Regions from separate parts of the Homo sapiens genome. Here region 2 is linked to region 1. Evidence: read pairs that join two places in POLR2A ChIA-PET (ENCODE). Cell type or tissue: Caco-2. All regions are shown on one strand. Each heading gives the region's core, and the rest is flanking DNA. Links, peaks and the distances in the headings are about the cores only.

Region 1 (11,285 bases), core at 1,166-9,165:
AAGTCCCAGCATGAGCCTGAAATATGAATCTATTTCCTCAGTAGGTCTCAGTTCTCAAATGCATCTTATGGAATGAACTTCTCATTGCAATGGATAAGTTAACGTTTTATAAGATTTTATTTTGTACAACATAGCCCACAAATGTAAACCGTCTTCCTCTAGGGCACAATTGAGGAAACAGTGATATATTTCATCACTAGAGGAAAAACTGACTGTTTTGGAATTATTGAGAGATGGTACCTTACTTCCCAAATGGCAACTTCCTACAAGTTAATTCTGACTATACAGTATTTTCCCCTAATATGCATAATCATTAAATAAGTGGTAACTCCAACGCGTCTCAGACCTTTAAGGATATGACCTGTGCCTCACTGCAGCCTCATCACTCACCACTTACCCCTTGGATTTATATTTTAATACAGGGTTATTTACAATACCCTCATGTGCTATTCTGTCTCATGATTCTACTCCTTTATATGTTATCCAGCCTAAGACGTCTTCCCCTCCCGAACTTACCTAAGTAGTCCTATTCTCCCTCCAAACGCAGTTCAGACATTACCTCCTCCGATAAGTTTCCCTTGACCTCAGCAAAATGAATTAATCACTTCTTTATTCTCTCATTGTGGCCTTAACACACTTCCATTATTAGATAGATTCCATCACATTACAAATGATTTATTTATAAGCTTTCCTCTCCCATAAGCCTTAGGAATTCAGACAAGGATTGATCTCTTTTTTTTTTTTAACCCTTATAGGAGTAAAGGCTAATGGTTTATCTTATTCTTATGTGTATTTTAGTATCTAGCAGCTTCTAATATACCACTCAACAGATGTTTGCTAAATTAAACAAGTCCTTTCTATTCAGCATTATTATAAACACTGTAAACCTACACACAAAAATTAAAGGCAAGATCTTTAACCAAAAATATTTCACAAACTGAAAAAATTTGTAGATTATAACAAAAGTAGTTTGTAGTTCAGTGTTTTGTTTAAGTGGGTATAGACACCATAGATCAGTGCTCTTCAAACTGTTGGTCATGACCTATTAACAGACTGTGAAATCACTTTAGTAGGTTAAAGCCAATGTTTTTGAAAATATCAGCATATATCAAATGTAGTTATCACACATGCACATAGTAACATATATAGATAATTACCATGTAAGATATATTTTTTATTGGGAGTCAGAATAAACAATCATCTGAGAGCTACTTCTATAGTTGTTAGATAGGTTTCAAGGTTTATATTAACAAGTTGTAGTAGTCAAAGAAGGCCTCTTCAATGAAGGACTTAACATTTGTTTTTGTTTGTTTGTTTGTTTGTTTTGAGATGGAGTCTCGCTCTGTCGCCCAGGCTGGAGTGCAGTGGCACGATCTTGGCTCACTGCAAGTCCGCCTCCCGGGTTCACGCCATTCTCCTGCCTCAGCGTCCCGAGTAGCTGGGACTACAGGCGCCCACCACCACACCCGGCTAATTTTTTGTATTTTTAGTAGAGACGGGGTTTCACCATGTTAGCCAGGATGGTCTCGATCTCCTGACTTCGTGATCCACCCGCCTCGGCCTCCCAAAGTGCTGGGATTACAGGCGTGAGCCACCGTGCCCCGCAGGACTTAACATTTGAAGCATAATCTGTCTCCCCATCATCTCTTCTCAGCTCATCTATCAATCTCCCCATCATCTCTTCTCAGCTCATCTATCAATCTCCCCATCATCTCTTCTCAGCTCATCTATCATTCTCCCCCTTAGTCACTGTGCTCTAGCCACAAAAGTCAGCAATTCTTTGAACAAGGCAAATGTGTTCGCACTTTAGGGTCTAGCACAAGTTGGTTCTGCTGTCTAGAACTCTTCACTTAGATACTGTATGGCTTGCTCCTGCACTCTAGGACACCCAGGGAGCAGCTTTCCCAGACCACCTAAGATAGCTACCACATCCCACCAATCTATCCCCTCACCTCTTTTTTTTTTAGATGGAGTCTCGCTCTGTCACCAGGCTGGAGGTGCAGTGGTGCCATCTCGGCTCACTGCAGCCTCCACCTCCCAGGTTCAAGCGATTCTCCTGCCTCAGCCTCCCGAGTGGCTGGGACTACAGGCACACACCACCACGCCTAGCTAGTTTTTGTATTTTTAGTAGAGATGAGGTTTCACCATGTCGGCCAGGATGGTCTTGATCTCCTGACCTCATGATCTGCCCGCCTCGGCCTCCCAAAGTGCTGGGATTACAGGCATGAGCCACCACACCTGGCCAATCAAATGTAGTTACCACACATGCACATAGTAACATATATAATTACCATGTAAGATATATTTTTTATTGGAAGTCAGAATAAACAATCATCTTTTATTACCTACTTTTATTCCTTTTCATTTTACTCATTACCACCTAACATCACGTATTTGTTTACTATGTGTCCCTCCCCACAAACGTCAGCTCCAAGAAAACGGGACTTTGTCTTCTCTTTTGTTCATTACTATAACATCAGAGATTAGAACAGTGCCAGCCGCAGGGCAAACATCCCTGAGTAGGCTCTGACAGGCAAGGAAAGGAAGAATGCATGGAGTTGTGCTTAAGCAAGGTATATTACAGAGTAAACACCAGCTTGATAATGTTAAACAGTAAGGAATAAGGCTGAAGAAGAATATAAAAAGGTTTGAAAGTCAGAAAGTAGAATTTGGACTTTATCTTGTAAACAACTGGGAGTCATTCAAATTTTTGAGCAAATGGTGACCCTTTCAAACATTTATTCAGCAAGGTTCAATTCACTTTGTTTGACAGAATAGACAGTGCAAAGGTCAATAGCACATGTTCTCTCCTCAGGCTTATATGTTTAGCAATGGGTTCAAAATATTTTCAGGAAAATCATTCTGGCAGCCATATGCAAAAAGGATGCAAGGAAGGAAAATCTAAAGTTTAAAGGAAGCAAATAATAGGCAATGCAGAATTCCAAGACAAACTGGGAGCCAATAAAGAGTAAAAAACTGTGCTCACGCCTGTAACGCCTGCACTTTGGGAGGCCGAGGAGGGCGGCACCTGAGGTTGGGAGTTTGAGACCAGCCTGACCAACATGGAGAAATCCCATCTCTACTAAAAATACAAAATTAGCCAGGCATGGTGGTGCACGCCTGAAATCCCAGCTACTCAGGAGGCTGAGGCAGGACAATCGCTTGAACCTAGGAGGCAGAGGTTGCAGTGAGCCAAGATTGCGCCATTGCACTCCAGCTTGGGCAACAAGAATGAAACTCCGTCTCAAAAAAACAAAAAATAATAAATAAATAAAGCAAAAGTATGCATCGCAGACTACTTCAAAATTTAAGTATGATAAAATTAAAAGAAATGGTGAAAGCAGGTGAGAGGCTGAATAATAATAAATCTAAAAGTGATGGAAATTCCTTGAGCGTTCCAACAGAAATATCCAGTAAACTACTGGAGCATCAAACATGGATGGGACACACATTTGGGAGTCATCAGCATATAAAACATCTAAGAGGGGAATAATCAAGTACTGATGAGACTAACAGTGCTAAGAGGCTCATGAAACAACAAAGAAAACAGAATAGTCAGAAGGGAAAACCAGGATGGCAAACTAACACAAACGGCAAGGAGAGAACATTAAAAAGCCTCAGTGGAAATAGTAACACATATATACTAGCTGAAAAGAGTCAGGATGAAGCCAATATTATTGACAAAAAAGATGTCCTCTGAAGCGACAATCTGAATTATGCTATTCCAAAACTGCGTAAGTTAGGAAAGTAGTAGTAAAAGAACTCAGGAGTTGACTAGCCTGGCCAACACAGTGAGACCTTGTCTCTACCAGGAAAATACAAAAATTAGCCAGGCATGGTGACACATGCGTGTAGTCCCAGCTACTCGGGAAACTGAGGTAGGAGGATCACCTGAGCCTGGGGAGGTCAAGGCTGCAGTGAGCTGCAATTGTACTCCAGCCTGGGCAACACAGTGAGACCCTGTCTTCGAAAAAAAAGTAAAAACTCACGGCAGCAATTGTAATTCAATTCTTAAAATTTTTGAAATGAAGAGAAATGCAGCAGATAGCTAGAAAGAACAGTAGCAGCAGTTCATCAAAATTGATTTTTTTTCCTCCCAAAGTACAGATGTCTGTACATTTTTTTTTGTTTTTTTTTTAGATGGAGTCTCGCTCTGTCGCCTAGTCTGGAGTGCAGTGGTGCGATCTCGGCTCACTGCAAGCTCCGCCTCCCGGGTACACGCCATTCTCCTGCCTCAGCCTCCCGAGTAGCTGGAACTACAGGCGCTCGCCACCACGCCCAGCTAATTTTTTTTATTTTTAGTAGAGACGGGGTTTCACTGTGTTAGCCAGGATCGTCTCGATCTCCTGACCTCGTGATCCACCCGCCCTGGCCTCCCAAAGTGCTGGGTTTACAGGCATGAGCCACCACGCCCGGTGAGAAGTCTGTACATATTTTAAGGTAGGGAAGAAAAAACATTGCAAATAACAATCAAAGTGACCAGAGAGGTAAAGTTAACTGTGGCAGCAGGATTCTTCTTCCGTTCAATTTACAAAATAAGATGAAAGAACAGTGATTTGTCATGGTTACAATGAAAAAAAAATGTGCAAGCTTGTACCCTGTTTTCCTTTTTCACTTATATAGAAGTAAATGGCATCTATTAAGAGTTAAAGAGGAAGAAGGAATATGAGACAACAGAAAAATGCAATTAATAAGATGATTGCCAAGAAGTAGGAGGGGCCTATTTGGAATTGTTCAGCGTAAATTTATAGTGGCCAAGAAATCTTCATAATTACTCACCTTCCTCCACAAATATGCTGTGACCTGTGAGGGAAAACAGAAGAAATCGATGGTGGAAAAATCTGACAACAGGAGTCCAGTAAAATATAAAATAAGTGATTGATGTCAAAGTGCAGACTGTATCTAGTGCATACAGGAGTTAAGCTAAACGTCTCAGACTGTTTGGGTTGCTGTAACAAAATACCATAAACTGGGTAGCTTACAAACAACAGAAAGTTTTTTTTTTTTTTTTTTTGTAGAGATGGGAGTCTCACTATGGTGCCAAGGCTGGTAGTGAACCACCTCACCCAGCCCAGGAGGCTGAGAAGTCCAAAATAAGGCACTGGCAGATTCAGTATCTGGTAAGGGCCAGCTTCTAGACATCTGTCTTTTTGCTGTAACCTCATGTGGAAGAAAGAGCTAACAAGCTGTCTGGAGTCTTTTTTTTTTTTTTTGAGACAGAGTCTCACTCTGTCGCCCAGGCTGGAGTGCAGTGGCGCCATCTCGGCTCACTGCAACCTCCGCCCCCCCCAGGTTCAAGCGATTCTCCTGCCTCCACCTCCTGAGTAGCTGGGATTACAGGCACCTGCCACTGTGCCCGGCTAATTTTTGTATTTTTAGTAGAGATGGGGTTTCACCATCTTGGCCAAACTGGTCTTGTACTCCTGACCTCCTGATCCACCCACCTCAGCCTCCCAAAGTGCTGGGATTACAAGCATGACCCACTGCACCCGGTCTGGAGTCTCTTTTTTAAGAGCACTAATCCCACTCCTGAGGGCTCTACCCACCTGAGCTAATCACCTCCCAAAGGCCCCATCTCCTAATGCCATCATCTTGGAGGTTAAGATTTCAACATGAATTATGGGGAGACACAAGCTTTTAGACCATAGCACTTAGGGCAAGAAACTGAGGGTCACTATGAATGGAACAAGTAAAGGAACACAGGAAGAATAATCACATTGGCAAAGATCACAGAGTTCACACAAGTCATTTAGGGCACAAAGGAAATTTTTTAGATCATTCACTTACACACCATACAAATTTTTTTTATTTTTTATTATTAAAAATAATAATAAATATGGAACACATCATAAATTTATGTGTCATCCTTGTGCAGGGACCATGAAAATCTTCTCTGCATCGTTCCAATTTTAGTATATGTGCTGCTGAAGCAAGCACTATACTACTAATTATTTTTTCCTCTGTTTGGATACATGGGAAGTGCTGTGGAAATAAAGGATTCCAGGAGTCAGAAGGGGCTATACATCCAAAACCGTTATCATAATGAGAAGAATTGACCTAATTCCAAAGTTCAGTACTGTAATTTTACAACCACCTCAGTCTCTACATGCACAGAATGGGTGCATTAAAGACAGGTATCACAGTGTCATCTACCCACCTCCTTTAAAGAATCACTACTATAGGCTGGGCGCAGTGGCTTATACCTGTAATCTCAGCACTTTGGGAGGCCAAGGTGGGCAGATCACTTGAAGTCAGAAGTTGGAGACCAGCCTAGCCAACATGGCTAAACCCCGTCTCTACTAAAAATACAAAAATTAGCTGGGCATGGTGGCGGGCACCTGTAACTGCAGCTACTTGGGAGAATCACTTGAACCCGGGAGGCAGAGGTTACAGTGAGCCTAGATCACACCACTGCACTCCAGCCTGGGTGACAGAGTGAAACTCCATCTGGAAAAAAAAAAAAAGAATCACTACTATAGTAAACCACCATAGTAAAAGTATCTTATCCCTCAAGTGTAATGAGACATAAACAAGCTAATTGGGTTATAGGAATGCTCAAGCCTCTTTCAGAAAAAGATTCTACATTATGTAATATAATCACAGCATTAGTGGGTTTAAGATATTCTTTAAAATAGAATCACAGTCAGGACCAACAGGAGTAGTTTTTTAAATTTTTTTTGGAGACAGAATCTTGCTCTGTCACCCAGGCTGCAGTACAGTGGCACAATCTCCGCTCACTACAACCTCCGCCTCCCAGACTAAAGGAATACTCCCACCTCGGCCTCCCGAGTAGCCGAGACACAAGCACACACCACGTCTGGCTAATTTTTGTATTTTTAGTAGGGACGGCGTTTCACCATGTTGGCCAGGCTGGTCTCGAATTCTTGACCTCAAGTGATCCGCCCGCCTCGGCCTCCCAAAGTGCTGGGATTACAGGCATGAGACACTGAGCCCGGCCATTTTTTTTTTTTTAAACTTTGAAACTTTTTGGCTGGGCACAGTGGCTCACACCTGTAATTGCTGCACTTTGGGAGGCCGAGGCAGGCAGATCACAAGGTCAAGAGATCAAGACCATCCTGACCAACATGGTGAAACCACGTTTCTACTAAAAATGCAAAAATTAGCTGGGCGTCGTGGCGCGCACCTGTAGTCCCAGCTACTCGGGAGGCTGAGGCAGAAGAATCGCTTGAACCCAGGAGGCGCAGATTGCACTGAGCTAAGATCGTGCCACTGCATTCCAGCTTGGCGACAGAGTGAGACTCCATCTCAAAAAAAAAATTTTTTTTAAATCATAGTATCAGTATGCTGAGTATTTTTTAAATCAAAGGAGATGGAGGTGGACATTTTCCATTATTTCATTTTAATTGACTTTAATTTACCATGCACTATAAAACTATAAAATACCATGAAAAGATGTTTTAATATTATAAAATAGGACTCAAAATTAATATTTTATAGGTTCCTTATCTTCAATTCCAAAAATCCAAAAAACTTCTGAAACCCAAAATAACTCATCTTGTGGTAAACCTTACCCAAACTGATATGAAGCTATTTACAGTCTTTATCCTATTTAGTGCGAACATTCATACATTTTGTTGCAGAAACAGTAACACTTTTGAAGGGGGATATTGCACTGGACTCTATTGGAAGGCTACACATTACTACCTTGCCCATATAAAAAAAAAATTCCTAATTCCATAACCTATTAGACCCTAAGAGTTTGAATGGTGGACTGTGATCCTATAATTGCTAACATTTATTGAGCTATTAACTGTTATGTTTCAGGTACTGTTCTGTTCACTTTATATGAAATAACATTTAATCTTTCCAATCATCATGAGCTAAGTATTATAATAATCCACATTTTACAAAGAAGGAAACTGAGCCACGGAGAGATTAAGTAAACTGCCTAAAATCACACAGCTAGAGTATGACTAACTGGGATGACACTGGGATGAATATTTAAAATATTACACATAAGAGTAACAACACACAACAAAATAATTGATTATGGTAGGGTGGTAGGAGTGATATGTTTCTCTACTCAATTGATATTACTTCTAGAATAAGGAATCAAACAAAAAATTACAAAACACTACATGCATTTACAAATTCTCATGTACAATTTCTACAAACTTGCTTAAAATGCAGAGTATAAAACCCAAATTTCTCAGCTTATGCTAACACATTTAATTTTTTATTGAAAAGTTACATCTTAATATCTTAATTACAACATGATAGATAATTTATATTCATTGTAGAAGTTAGAAAATTTGGATAAGCAAAAAGAAAACAATCACCTGTAAAACTACACTCAGAAATAACCATTTAACAATTTGGCACATATCCTTCCAGACATAATATATTTTTGGGTTTTTTTACCAAAATGGAATCATGTTTTTAAATTTATTTTTTCTCACTTACATATACCAAGACATCCTTTCATGTCTTTATATTATTCTATCATCATTTTCATGGCTGAGAAGGCAGTACCCCACTGTAGGGATGGACCCTAACAATCACTGTGAAACATTTAGGTTGTTTACAATTTTACCATATAATGATCAATAGTACTGGCTCTAGAGTCACACTGGTTGGATTCAAGTCCTGGCCCTAACACTTAACTAACTCAGGTACCTTGAGCAAGCAACCTCATTTCTCTATGCCTGTTTTTTCTTCTGAAAAGCAGAAATAGTACTACCCACTTCATATGATTACCGTGGGGCTTAAAGGCATTAATACACAGCTTTTATAATCAACAATACTGCATCTAGTATGCTCACAATTAAATATTCACACACATCTTTACTACATCAAAAAAAAAATTCTTTAAAGGGAATTTCCATGTCAGAAGGTATGCCAATTTTTAAAGCTGCTGAATCTACCAAATTACAGTGTGGTTTAAAGCCCTTCATTAAATAGCCTTCTCACTTAATACTCATTTCTCTTTATCCAGGAAGGCAAAAACTATTATCAAGTTAACCAGTTTGTTTCACTCAATTAGCTTTTTGTTCTTCCACCTGTAAACCTCGGCATATTTAATAAAACCTCAAAGTTTATAGGTAACTTGAAGACACCTAGCTCAAATTCTCCTTCAGTACGATTCCTCTACTCTAGAATCCCCAATTTGTCAGTGAACAGGAACAGCCTACCACCCAAAACAACTCATTCTATTTTCACAATTTTGAGGAAATTTATCTTGAAAGAGAATTGAAATCTGCTTCTTTTAAACTTCCACCCACTGACCCTAGTTCCTTCTGGTCAAGTCAAATCTGATCCTTCTGCATGACAGAACTCCAAATCCTTAAAAGTGGCTGTTACTTCTTAAAAGAAGCTCCTCTTCTTTAGGTCAAACATCCCATTTTTTCAACTTTTTCTCATTTCCATTTCTCTCATGATCAAGGTCCTCGTTTATGCTCTACAGATAAGTGATTTTGACACTTAGGTGTCTACCACCTTGGAAATGAGAAAAATTAAGGTCCGTTCCTACCCTACTTAAGTTTGGGCCTCTGTGTGGCTTTTTATTAGCTCTCCAGATGATTCTGATAAAGTCTGAGAATGAATACAAGGTCTCACTTATGATAGTATGCTACCCAAAAAGCCAACACAATACCCCAAATATAATATAACTAGTACACAGTAAAGTGGGGCTAACACCTTGCTCTGTCAATAAGCTGTTCTACCAACTTCAGAATTATTCACAGATGGGTGTGTTGGCTGACGCCTATAATCCCAACACTTGGGAGGCCAAGGTGGGAGGATCACTTGAGTCCAGAAGTTTGAGACCAGCCTGGGCAACACAGTGAGATCTCGTCTCTACAAAAAATTAAAAAATTAGCCAGACATGTTGGCAGGTACCTGTAGTCCCAACTACTCAGGAGGCTGAGGCAGAGGCAGGATCGCTCGAGCCTGAAAGGTGGAGCTTGCAGTGAAGTATAATCGCACCACTGCACTAAGCCTGGGTAACAGAGAAAGCAAGACCCTGTCAAAGAAAGAAGAGGTGCAAAGGGGAAAACAGGGAGGGAAGGAGAGAGAGGGAGAGGGACAGAGGGAGAAGGAGAGAGGAAAGAGGGAGGGAGGGAGGGAGGGAGGGAGGGAGACAGAAAGGTGCACTAGCCCACCAACTGAACTGACAGCTGATTGCACCAAAGCATCTTCTTTGTATAGAGCACTGTGATGTCAACACTGAGAAAAAACACAGGCCCTAATACTGATCTCATCTAGTGCTAGATTTACCTTCTAGAAAGCATGATGGAACAAACATCTTCAGAAAACTATAATACTAATTGTAGCTATCCCAATGTAGGCACATCAGAGCTATAGAAACATTGTGATTACTAGCTGGAAACCATACTAGTTGTTGGGGAGGAGAGGGGAGCAGAGGGATGACACTAAGGAAACTAAGTTGCTCTCAACTTCAAGATTTTGTGTGGGTTTGTTTTTCAACGTTTGCAAAGTCAGAAGAGATGGAGGCCATCAGTGAGTTCATCTGAACTCAGGCTACTTGCAAACAGAGACTGGGTAACTGCCTCGTGCACCCTCAAAAATAAATTCATGATGCAAAACTTCATGTAATTTCTGAATTTCTGAATTCCTCATGACGTGCACTTTACCTGTTACCTGTTAATATTTCTGGTACTGAGGGGCAAAAGAAAAAAGTAAAAAAAAATTCATGGTACAGGAGATGTGGTCCATTACAATGACACAATGTTATGGGAAAAAACACACTAAAACCAAGCATACTTTTTTTTTTTTTTTTGAGACAGAGTTTCGCTCCTGTTGCCCAAGCTGGAATGCAATGGCGCTATCTTGGCTTATTGCAACCTTTGCCTCTCTGGCTCAAGCGATTCTCCTGCCTCAGCCTCCCGAGTAGCTGGGATTACAAGCGCGCACCACCACGCCCAGCTAATTTTTTGTATTTTTAGTAGAAATGGGGTTTCACCGCGTTAGCCAGGCTGGTCTCAAACTCTTGACCTCAGGTGATCGGCCCGCCTCCACCTCCCCAAGTGCTGGGACTGCAGGCGTGAGCCACTGTGCCTGGCCAAACCAAGTGAACTTAACCAAGATCCAATCTATTTTCGTTTGAACAGCAAACATTAAAAGTACACCTGGTATTTTCTAACAATTACACGAAGAATGACCAGATGCTTCCTGTTGATGGAACAGTAGAGAACTATAGACTGACAGATTCAGACTACAGTTCACAGAAACAACTGGAAACAAACTTAGCTTCCTTTCAAAGCCATTAAAATACGGCCTTAAATTTTTATGCATTAATCAATTAA
Region 2 (11,543 bases), core at 1,386-9,385, 69 kb after region 1:
AGATTTAGAATTTAAAAATATTACAGAGATAAGATTATAAACTCCCAGTAACTATATAAAGAATCTCATCATCTAGTTAAAATTTCAAAAATCTTCCGCAAGATTTCTCACAGCTATTTAAAAAGCAAATTCAGATTGAGGAGAATGTTGTCTCATGACTGAGTAAAGTAGTGTTTCTTTCTTCAGGGGCAATCTGTGACCACCAGCATGAGAGTCACCATGAGCATTTAAAAATGCTTCTTGGGACTGGTTGCAGTGGCTCACGCCTATAATCCCAGCACTTTGGGAGGCCGAGGCGGGTGGATTGCTTGAGGTCAGGAGTTGGAGACCAGCCTGGCCAACATGGCAAAATCCCATCTCTACTAAAAACACAAAAATTAGCTGGGCGTGGTGGCACACACCTGTAGTCGCAGCTACTCCAGAGGTTGAGGCAGGAGAATTGCTTAAACCCAAGAGGTGGAGGTTGCAGAAAGCTGAGATCGCTCCACTGCATTCTAGACTGGGCCACAGAGTGAGATTCTGTCTCAAAAAAAAAAATCTTCTTGGCTCCATCTCTTTACCTACTGAGTGAAAACACCAGGATGGCTGTTATGCATACTTGAGGAAAGACACACTCATCTGTCTGCTAGATAACACAGGTACTCTGGCTCTCATCGGGCAGCTTAGCAACAAGCTGGCTCAGCCTAAGGCAGAAACCAGGATTGATATGGAAAACTCCCCAGCTGATGGGTGTCTAAAAGCTTGTTACATATGGCCAGGCGCAGTGGCTCACGCCTGTAATCCCAGCACTTTGGGAGGCCGAGGTGGGCGGAACACCTGAGGTTGGGAGTTCGAGACCAGCCTGACCCACATGGAGAAACCCCATATCTACTAAAAATACAAAATTAGCCGGGCTTCGTGGCGCATGCCTGTAATCCCAGCTACTTGAGAATCGCTTGAACCTGGGAGGTGGAGGTTGCCGTGAGCCAAGATCGTGCCATTGCATTCCAGCCTGGGCAACAAGAGCAAAACTCTGTCTCAAAAAAAAAAAAAAAAAAAAAAAAAAAGCTATGTTACATACATAGACCAACACTATTTTAACCCCAATAGAAAAACTCCAAGTTTTCCAAATTGGCTGAGTGATCTCTGCTCCCTCCAAACTCCTTCATGGATAAGTGAAGTGGCAGTGAGTCTGATCTCTCTTCTGAAACACTTTCAAAGGTGCGTCCAGTCATATCAGCAGCGAACACAGCTTTCTATGGGTTGGTGAGAGACTAGGGGATCCCATGCATTTGTTTAGCCCTGAGTTTGCAAGTTTTTGTTTTGGGCCTACACTGGGTGTTGTTGTGCTGTTTATTCAAGCCATGTATTGCTTGATAACATGGAAGTTTGAAAACCACCAGGCATGTATTATTTAATACATTTGCCAATGATTTGGAAGAAGTAAACACTCCATAAAAACATCACATTTCTATTCCCATAGATGACCTCATATTACTTGTTAGTTAGGAGTCACATAAAGGAGAATAAATTGCAGAAATTTTTTTTAGAATTTTTTTCTCTTTTTAAAGACAAGATCTTGCTGTGTCGCCCACGCTGGAGTGCAGTGATGCAATCATGGCTCTCTGCAGCCTCAATCTCTTAGGCTCAAGCAGTCCTCCCACCCCAGCCTCCCATGTAGCTGAGACTACAGGCATGAGCCACTTCATACAACTTATTATTATTATTATTACCATTGAGGCAGGGTCTCACTATGTTGCCCAGGCTGGTCTCAAACTCCTGTCTTCAAGATATTATACTGATTTGGCTTCTCAAAGTGCTGGGATTACAGGTGTAAACCACTGTGCCCAGCCATAATTTTTTTAGAATTTTGACTTGAAGTATCTTCTTTAAATTATGTGCTTCCTTTAAAATATTACTACAGCTAAAACTTAATAGCTATTTTTTGTAAATATATAGAAAATACTTAAGTATGTGTGTTGATGTTATGATCTCAATTCAGTACATTTATAGCTCAACAGTTCCTATGGTTGTTGAATGGGATTCTCTTTTTGCCAGTTAATGTTAATATGACAAAATTGCAGAGACAATTCATAAGAAGTTTATTTTTATTTTTATTTCAATAGTTTTTGGGGTACAGGTGGTTTTCAGTTACCTGGATAAGTTATTTAGTAGTGATTTCTGAGATTCTGGTGCACCCATCACCTGAGCAGTGTAAGGTGTGCCCAAAAGACTGCTATATGTAGTCTTTTATCCCTCTCATCCCTCTCCCTTCTCCTCCCAAGTTTCCAGAGTATGTTATATCATTCTTATGCCTTTACATCCTCATAGTTTAGCTCCCACTTATAAGTGAGAACATATGATATTTGGTTTTTCATTTCTGAGTTACTTAGAATAATGGCCTCCAGCTCCAACCAAGTTGCTACAAAAGACATTATTTCATTCCTTTTTATGGCTGAGTTCATAAAAAGATTAAGTAAGACTGGCCGGGCACAGTGGCTCACGCCTATAATCCCAGCACTTTGGGAGGTCGAGGCAGGCTGATTGCTTGAAGTCAGGAGTTTGAGACCAGCCTGGCCAACATGGTGAAAACCCATTTCTACTAAAAATACAAAAAAGTAGCCAGGCGTGGTGGCACATGCCTGTAGTCCTAGCTACTCAGGAGGCTAAGGCAGGAGAATCGCTTGAACCTGGGAGGCAAAGGTTGCAGTGAGCCTACATGGCGCCACTTCACTCTAGCCTGGGTGACAGAGCAAGACTCCGTCTCAACAACAACAACAAAAAAAAAAAAAAAAAAAAAGAAGAAGAAGAAGAGGATTAAGTAAGTCTTTGCTGACCTCCATCAGTAGGTAAAAATTTTGTGTGATAGGCTCAAACACTGAAAACTTTCCCTTGTTGGGATAAAACCATGTGTATCTCCATTTCTAATACTGTATCCCAAGTATCACAACTGTGAGAAAGAGCTACTAAAAGCAGGGAAGGTTCAGAAGAAGACAAAGTAATCAGTGAAATGGGGAACCCCTCAATAACATACTAACCAGATTAAAACTCTAATTATCTTAAATGAAACAAACAAGGGCAGAGAGAAGACCTAACTGTAAAATTAAGAAGGGATAAAAAGTAAACAGAGTTGTTCATTAACTCATGAAATCATAGAATGAGAGGGCATCTCTTACCTTATTGAGGTAAGTTTAGTCCAGTTAGAGAGAAGTATAACTTCATATTAAAAAGTAAAACTCAGGCCAGGTGTGATAGCTCACGCCTTTAATCCCAGCACTTTGGGAGGCTGAGGTGGGTGGATTACCTGAGGTCAGGAGTTCGAGACCAGCCTGACCAATATGGTGAAACCCTGTCTCTACTAAAAATACAGAAGAAATTAGCTGGGGGTGGTGGCATGTGCCTATAGTCCCAGCAACTCAGGAGGCTGAGACAGGAGAATTGCTTGAACCCGGGAGGCGGAGGTTGCAGTGAGACGAGATCGCGCCAGTGCACTCCAGCCTGGGCAAAAGAGCAGGACTACATCTCAAAAAATAAAAATAAATAAATAAAACTCAGCCAATGTGGTGGCTCACACCTGTAATCCCAGCATTTTTGGAAGCCAAGGCAGGAGGACTGCTTGAACCCAGGAGTATTCAAGACCAGCCTGGGCAACATAGTGAGTTTCTACCAAAAAAAAAAAAATTTTTTTTTAATTAGTCTGGCGTGGTAGTGCACGTCTATAGTCCCAGCTACTTGGGTGGCTGAGGTGGGAGGATTGCTTGAGCCCAGGAGGTCAAGGCTGCAGTGAACTGTGATTTTGCCACTACAGTCCAGTCTGGGTGACACAACAAAACCCTGTCTCAAAAATATAAATAAATAAAAATCAATAAAATTTGTCCAGGTGTGGTGGCTCATGCCTGTAATCCCAGCATTTTGGGAGGCCGAGGTGGGTGGATTACCTGAGGTCAGGATTTTAAGAGCAGCCTGGCCAACATGGTGAAACCCCATCTCTACTAAAACTACAAAAATTAGTCAGCGTGGTGGTGCGCACCTGTAATCCCAGCTACTTGGGAGGCTGAGGCATGAGAAGTGCTTGAACCCGGGAGGCGGAGGTTGCAGTGAGCCGAGATGGAGCCACTGCACTCCAGCCTGGTTGGCACAGCAAAACTCTGTCTCAAAATAAATAAATAAATAAACATAAATAAATAAAATTCATATGACCCTAGGTGGGGAATTAATCAATTTTTTTTATAAGTTAAGATAAACCAGTGGCTGATAGAGTCCTAGTGAAGCGCAAAGAGTGGTAAGTACCTAACCTTTGATGTTGATATCTAGGAGGACAGCCAAGACTTGCCACCATTTTGTCTGGTGATGCATCCTCTAGAGATAAAGTGTTTAATGGGCCATGCAACTGGTCTGATATGGTGTTAAAGCAAAATAAGCAGAAGGCCATTAGCCTGGGGTTGTTTCTGCACCCAGAAACCTTACACAAGCAAACCAAAACTTAATTTAGAGGAATTCCTTGTAACTAATTAAAATTTTTTATCGACTTTCTCTCAACTCTGTAGAATGCAGTGGAGATGCATAGAAAAAGTCTGAGACTATTTACACCTACTTTCTAAAAACAATTATCTCATCTTCCTTTCTCTTTTCTTCTTTGTTCCTAATTCCCTTACTTCCTGACCTTTCTTACTTTTCCCCTCTTCCCTCTGTCACCATTTTCTTGCTAATGTAAACTTAGTTTATCATTGCCTGAAATCAGGAGTAAAGCCCAAATATTTAAAAAAAAAAAAAAAAAAAAGCTGGAAGAGGCCTGCTATGGTGCTCACACCTGTGATCCCAGGGCTTTGGGAGGCCAAGGTGGGAGGATCACTTGAAGCCAAGAGTTCAAGGCTGCAGTGAGGTCTGATTGTGCCATTGCACTATAGCCTGGGTGACAGACAGAGACCCTGTCTCTGGAAAAGAAAATCTGGAAGAGAATTGAAAAAAATTACTTGTGGGGCCAGGTGCGGTGGCTCACGCCTGTAATCCTAGCACTTAGGGAAGCCAAGGCAGGTGGATCACCTGAGGTCAGAAGTTTGAGACCAGCCTGGCCAACACATCTCTACTAAAAATACAAAAATTAGCCAGGCCTGATGGCGTGAGCCTGTAATCCCAGCTACTTAGGAGGCTGAGACAGGAGAATCGCTTGAGCCCAGGAGGTGGAGGTTGCAGTGAGCTGAGATCGCACCACTGCACTCCAGCCTAGGCAAAAAGAGTGAGATTCCGTCTCAAAAAAAAAAAAAAAAAGAAAAGAAAAGAAAAAGATTACTTATGATATGGGTGTATTATCTTTAGCTATTCATATGCATTGTCAAATCTCTGGGTCTTTAAATTCTAGCAAATGTTCCTCTTTTTCATAATGCTAATATCTTACATGTCTGTGAACTAGAGTTTTTTTTTTTTTTTTAGATTGTTGGACAATCGCGAGGGAGGAACTTTCTCTCCCATTTTTGATGTTTCTTCCTTGTGGAGGGAATGTAATTAGTGTAACTCCTGACCTTCCTGCACCTCTTTATTAGCTCTTCCCAGGGAAGTCATTTATTTGGTGGGTAAATTTGAGATGTAAATACTTGAGCATGTATGCTCTGCTTAGCTTCTCTTCGTCCTCTGGGAAACTGATTACATTTAAACATACACACACACACACACACACACACACACACACACCCCAAGCCATGCTTCAGCCAATCATAGAGCCAACTACCAGCCAATGACAAACAGCCAGCCAGCTGTTAGTTATATAACTAGGGACTTTCACTGGATCATACCTAAGCAAGGCAAATGCCTAGCTGTAGCCAATGAAGTAACTTCTTTACTTTTGCCTCCATGTTCAGCCTATAAGCATGCTGCTGCTCATGCTGTTAAAGTGGAGCTCTCTGAAGTTATTCTTTTTTTTTTTTTTTTTTTTGAGACAAAGTCTTGTGCTGTCACCCAGGCTGGAGGGCAGTGGCACAATCACACCTCACTGCAGACTTGACCCGGGTCCAAGCCATCCTCCCACCTCAGCCTCCCAAGTAACTGGGACTACAGGCATGCACCACCATGCTGGGCTATTTTTTTTTTTTTAACTTTTTGGTAGAGACAAGGTCTCACCATGTTGCCTAGGCTCGTTTTGAATTCCTAGGCTCAAGCGATCCTTCCACCTCAGTTTCCTAAAGTATTAGAATTACAGGCATGAGCCACTGCACCCAGCCTTGAACTTATTCCAATTTTGAGTGCTGCCTCATTCATGAATCCTTTATTGCTCAAATAAGCGTTAAATTTATTTTATGTGAAGGCTTTACCAGTGGTAATCATTGTCTTTAGGCAATAAAAAACAGATGGATAGAAAAGAATAAATGCTCAGTAAAGAAACCACAGGATACTTATGCTTTGGCTAAAAAAAAAAATTGGAATGAAAATTTTTATACAATGTTGCTAATTGTATCATATGAATAAAAGCTATGATTTTTAAATAAATTACTAACATTATTCACTTCTTGCATTATTCTGGATAAACATATTTTAGTGACCTACAAAGCCCTACGTAATCTCTGCTCCATTCCCTTCCCACCCATCTGAGATCATCTCTTATCATGATCCCACTCATTCACTCTATGCCAGCCATATGGCCTCCTTGCTGTTCCTCCAGCACACCCACCTTTTCCTGCCTCACTGCCTTCACCTGTGCTGCTCCCACTGCCTGGTTGCTCTTCTCCCACATGTATCCATGGCTTGTTCCCTCTCTTCACCAAAGGCTCTATGGAAATGTCACTTTCACAGGGAGTCCTTCCCTGACTATCCCATTACAAATACCACTGTTGCCCTGCCCAGTGCTGCCGGCCCTGTGCCTGTCCCCGGTTTGAGGCTTGGTCCCCTTTTCCCGTGTCCATCATTCTGTGCAGAAGCACCGCCAGAATGTCTCATTAACTACTCTACGAGGTTGCTGACATTGGTTTGGCCGCCTGGGGATGCAAGGCCCTGGACACTGAGGAGAACAAGAAGCCAGGCCTGATGCACGTGTAGGAGCTGTACTCAGCCTCCAAGCCACTGAAGAGCGTCCGCATCACTGGCTGCCTGCACATGACTGTGGAGACAGTCGTCCTCACTGAGACCCTCCTTGTCCTGGGTGCTGAAGTGCAGTGGTCCAGCTGCAACATCTTCTCCACCCAGGACCATGCAGCAGCTGCCATTGCCAAGGCTGGGATTCCAGTGAACGCCTGGAAGGGAGAAACGGAGGAGAAGTACCTTTGGTGCACCAAGCAGACACTGTACTTCAAGGACAAGCTCCTCAACATGATTCTGGACATCACTGGGGGCCTCACCAACCTCACTCACACTAAGTACCCACAGCTCTTGTCGGGCATCAGAGACATCTCCGAGGAGACCATGACTGAGGTCCACAACCTATACAAGATGATGGCCAATGGGATCCTGAAGGTGTCCACCATCAACGTTAATGATTCTGTCACCAAGAGCAAGTTTGACAACCTCTATGGCTGCCACCAGTCCCTCCCCAGATGGCATCAAGTAGGCCATAGGTGTGATGATTGCCAGCAAGGTAGCTGTGGTAGCGGTCTATGGTGATGTGGGCAAGGGCTGTGCCCAGGCCCTGCAGGGATTCGGGGCTCACGTCATTATCACCGAGATCGACCCCATCAATGCACTGCAGGCTGCCATGCAGCGCTATGAGGGGACCACCATGGACAAGGCCTGTCAGGAGGGCAACATCTTTGTCACCACCACAGGCTGTGTTGACATCATCCTTGGCTAGCTGCCCAACAGGCACTTTGAACAGATGAAGGATGATGCCATCGTGTGTAACACTGGACACTTTGACGTGAAAATCGATGTCAGGTGGCTCAACAAGAATGCTATGAAGAAGGTGAACATCAACTCCAGATGGACTAGTACTGGCTAAAGAATGGGCGTGGCACCATCCTGCTGGCTGAGTGTCAGCTGGTCTACCTGGGTTGTGCTATGGACCAACCCAGCTTTGTGATGAGTAACTCCTTCACCAACCATGTGATGGTGCAGATTGAGCTGTGGACCCACTCAGATAAGTACCCCATTGAGGTTCACTTCCTGCCCAGGAAGCTGGATGAGGCAGTGGCTGAAGCCCATCTGGGCAAGGTGAACATGAAACTGACCAAGCAGACTGAGAAGCAGGCCCAGTACCTGGGCATGTCCTGTGATAGTCTCTTCAAGCTGGATCACTACCACTACTGAGAGCCAGGCCTGTCCTTCACCTTCCAGCTGTCGTCCTTGCCCAGGCCCCGCCTCTCCTCCCTAAGAGCAAATGGCACCAACTTTGTGATTGGCTTGCCAGTATTCCCCATCGACTCCCTGGGGCTGGTCACTCATCCCTCATGCTTTTCCAAGTGTGGCAAAGGGAATTGAGAGGACCCTCCTCAAGCCCTGATCATGATGGAGGTACAAGGGAGGCAACCACAGGGAACCATAAGCTCAGTGGTCTTGGAACTGCTCACTAAGTCAGTCCTTCCTTAGCCTGGAAGTTGGTAGTGGAGTCACAAAACCCATGTATTAATACTTTACCATCTAGGCCTTCACCTGGTCTGTGGACTTATACCCCTGTGCTTGGTTTACAGGCTCAGTGGTTCCTCAGCCCATGACAGATGAGAAGGAGCTATATTGAAGGGCAAGGAGGAACTGTTTGAATTTTCCTGAGAGCCTGGCTTAGTGATGGGCCTTCTCTTAAACCTCATAACAATGAGGTTGGTACTTTTAGTCCTTGTTTTACAGGGGTTAGAATAGACTGTTAAGGCACAACTGAGAAAAGACAGAGAAGTAACAGCCAGAGGTTGAGAGGGGCCATTAAAACGTAAAAGCATAGATCTGCCACCACTTTGTAACAAGATGGTTTCTATCACAACCCCAGAAAATAATTTGGCTTATGTTTATATAATGTTTAAAGAAAGCAACAAGGTGGGTACATAAAAATCTTAGTGCCAAAACACACACACACACACACACACACAATCACTGTTGGCCAGGCACAGTGGCTCACACCTGTAATCCCAGCACTTTGGGAGGCCTAGGCAGGAGAATCACTTCAGCCAGGAGTTCAAGACCAGCCTGAATGACAAGGTGAAACCCCATCTCTACAAAAAATACAAAAATTAGTTGGGGATAGTGGTGCATGTGTATAGTCCCAGCTACTAGAGAGGCTGAGGTGGGACGGTCACTTGAGCCTGGGAGATTGAAGCTGCAATGAGCCATGAACATGCCACTGTACTCCAGCTTGGGCAACAGAGCAAGACCCTGTCTCAAAAACAACAATAACAACAACAACAACAAAACCCACAAACAAACAAAAACCACTGTCCTTGCTAGTCCTTTATCCTGTTTTATTTTTCTTCTAACACTTCTAGCACTTAACAACACCTGACATAGTCTACGTGTATTTGCTTATTGTATGTCTCCTCGACTAGAATGTAAGTCAGCTCCGTGTTGAGCAGGAATTTTATATTGTGAATCTAAAACAATGCCTGGCATAGAACATGCATTCAGTAAGTACTTGTTAAATGAATGGAAGATGAACCAGATTTTGGACTACTGCTTATGCTGGATGGCATGTAAATTGAAGCTGTGATCAAATACAGGCCATGCCTCTAAACAGCTGATGACCGCTTAGATTCTAGGTGCCATAGATACTGCTGCCTGGTTTGTTACAATACTTTTTTTTTTTTTTTTTTGCTTTTACTCTTTACTATTATTCATTACTGGATGGTGGGTGAGGGGAAAAATACAGAATACATGCCCTAGTCCAGTGCTGTCCATTAGAGCTTTCTTTAATAATGGAAGTAGCCTGTATCTGCTGGTCAATAAGGTAACCAATAGTTACCAGGGGCTGTTGAGCACTTGAAATATGGATATTTTGACTGAACTGAATTTTTAATTTTACAACTAGCTGTGGTTACTAGTTACTGTATTTAGCAGCCATACTCAACAATCCTATAGGTCTATCTTAATTACTTTTATAGGAATGAAGAGTATTATAATTATTTCTCAATTATATATATTTGGTTTTAATTTCTACAGAGGAAGAGGACAACAAAGTTTTGTGAACTATTATTCATATAAGTTTGTAGTTGTTTAAGGAAAAGACTTCACAGAGAACAGGGCAGAGAGTAACACAATATCTGATTTCCAAAAAATTCAATCAAACTTTGATATGGATTTGGTCAAATCATTGTTTAATGGCCTCCTTAACATTATTATTAAACTGATTTATATAATTTGCTTTTTACTAATCAAATACATTGTTTTAAATCTTAATTATTTTTTATTATAAAAGTAATACACATTCAGTGTAACAAGTTCAAATAATCTCTCAGGTGGATAAAATACGGACATCCACCACACTGTACCTACCAAGATGCCCATACCCCAAAGATGATTGCTGTTAAACATTTAGAGTGCCTTTCCTGACTTTTTTGTCTAAGCACCTTTAAAAACCAATACTTTTGGTTTTCAGTGATAGCTCTGAATCCCCTTTAGGCATAGAGTGTGGGAAATTATATTTCTGCAGCAAACTCAGGCTCTGCAACATCAAGTGTGGATTCACTGGAAATTATTTGAAGTAACACTTAGAGATCATAGTAGCCAAAAAATGTTGGGAAATTAAAAAGGGGTTTTTAAAAATTAATTATCGTTATTATTATTTTTTTCAAAGAGACAGGGTCTTCACTCCATCACCCAGGATGGAGTTCAGTGGCGGAATTACAGCTCACTGAAGCCTCAAACTCCTGGGTGCAACCAATCCTCCTGCCTCAGCCTCCCAAGTAGCTTGGACTACAGGCATGCACCAACTGTGCCAGGCTAATTTTTTAATATTTTGTAGGGATAGGGTCTTGCTATGTTGCCCAGGCTGATCTCAAACTCCTGACCTCAAGCAATCCACGCACCTCAGCCTCCCATAGTGCTGGGATTACAGGAGTGAGCTCCCACACCCAGCTGAAAAAGGTTTTTGTGGAGGGAGTATGATCAGGAGAAAAATCATGGAATGTGCTCGAAAGAGATCTAAAGGGCCATGGAAGTCAAAAGGTTGAACTCCATAGAACAAAACATGAAGTATGGAAAGATTCTTTAAAAAACACTTGACTTTGGAACAAAATCCAAATTGTTCCCATGATTTCATTCTTTGACATTATGTTCATTTTGGTTATCTTAGTCTTTTCTCAGAATTCCTCTTTAACAGAGAATTATCTAAAAGCCCCTGGCTAAGTTAATGCTTATGACTATGGTCACAAATGGATGGCTTGGATTTTATTTGTTTTGCAGTGTTTGTAAATTTTTTTATGTATACTGTTGTTGTCAACTAACATAATCCGTATGTATATGGGTTATATATATATATATATATATTCCCCAAATTTAAAAACCAGTTTGGAGATTTTTCCCACACACAGAAAATCAGAAAATTGGCAATACTCTGCCCCATTACCACATGGCAACAATGTAGACAGGCCATGAGTTCTCCACATGGCCCTAATCCCCACCACTCTTAAACAAATCTAATCAGTTTTATGTATATTATATAT

What was found. Peaks named below come from ENCODE experiments on the same cell type or tissue, not always from the same donor. Only the 100,000 strongest peaks of a DNase experiment are listed, where the experiment ranks them.
Region 2: POLR2A ChIA-PET joins it to region 1 with 10 read pairs; 31 of 35 experiments call an interaction of 5 or more read pairs at or near these places.

The regions. Positions count from the first base shown.
Region 1 is chr15:50,341,593-50,352,877 of GRCh38, forward strand. The region is part of intron 1 of GABPB1 (GA binding protein transcription factor subunit beta 1); the gene reads right to left. GABPB1-IT1 (GABPB1 intronic transcript) reads right to left here. Exons shown (of 1, transcript NR_026891.1): 1 at 7,344-11,285. It also overlaps the pseudogene RNU6-94P. Among named protein-coding and RNA genes, the nearest start is that of GABPB1-AS1, 6.9 kb to the right of the region's middle. In Caco-2, for the core only: no CTCF peak of the experiment used is centred there; a DNase peak (open chromatin) is centred at 2,499.
Region 2 is chr15:50,410,486-50,422,028 of GRCh38, forward strand. It overlaps the pseudogene AHCYP7. Among named protein-coding and RNA genes, the nearest start is that of USP8, 8.1 kb to the right of the region's middle. In Caco-2, for the core only: no CTCF peak of the experiment used is centred there; a DNase peak (open chromatin) is centred at 5,686.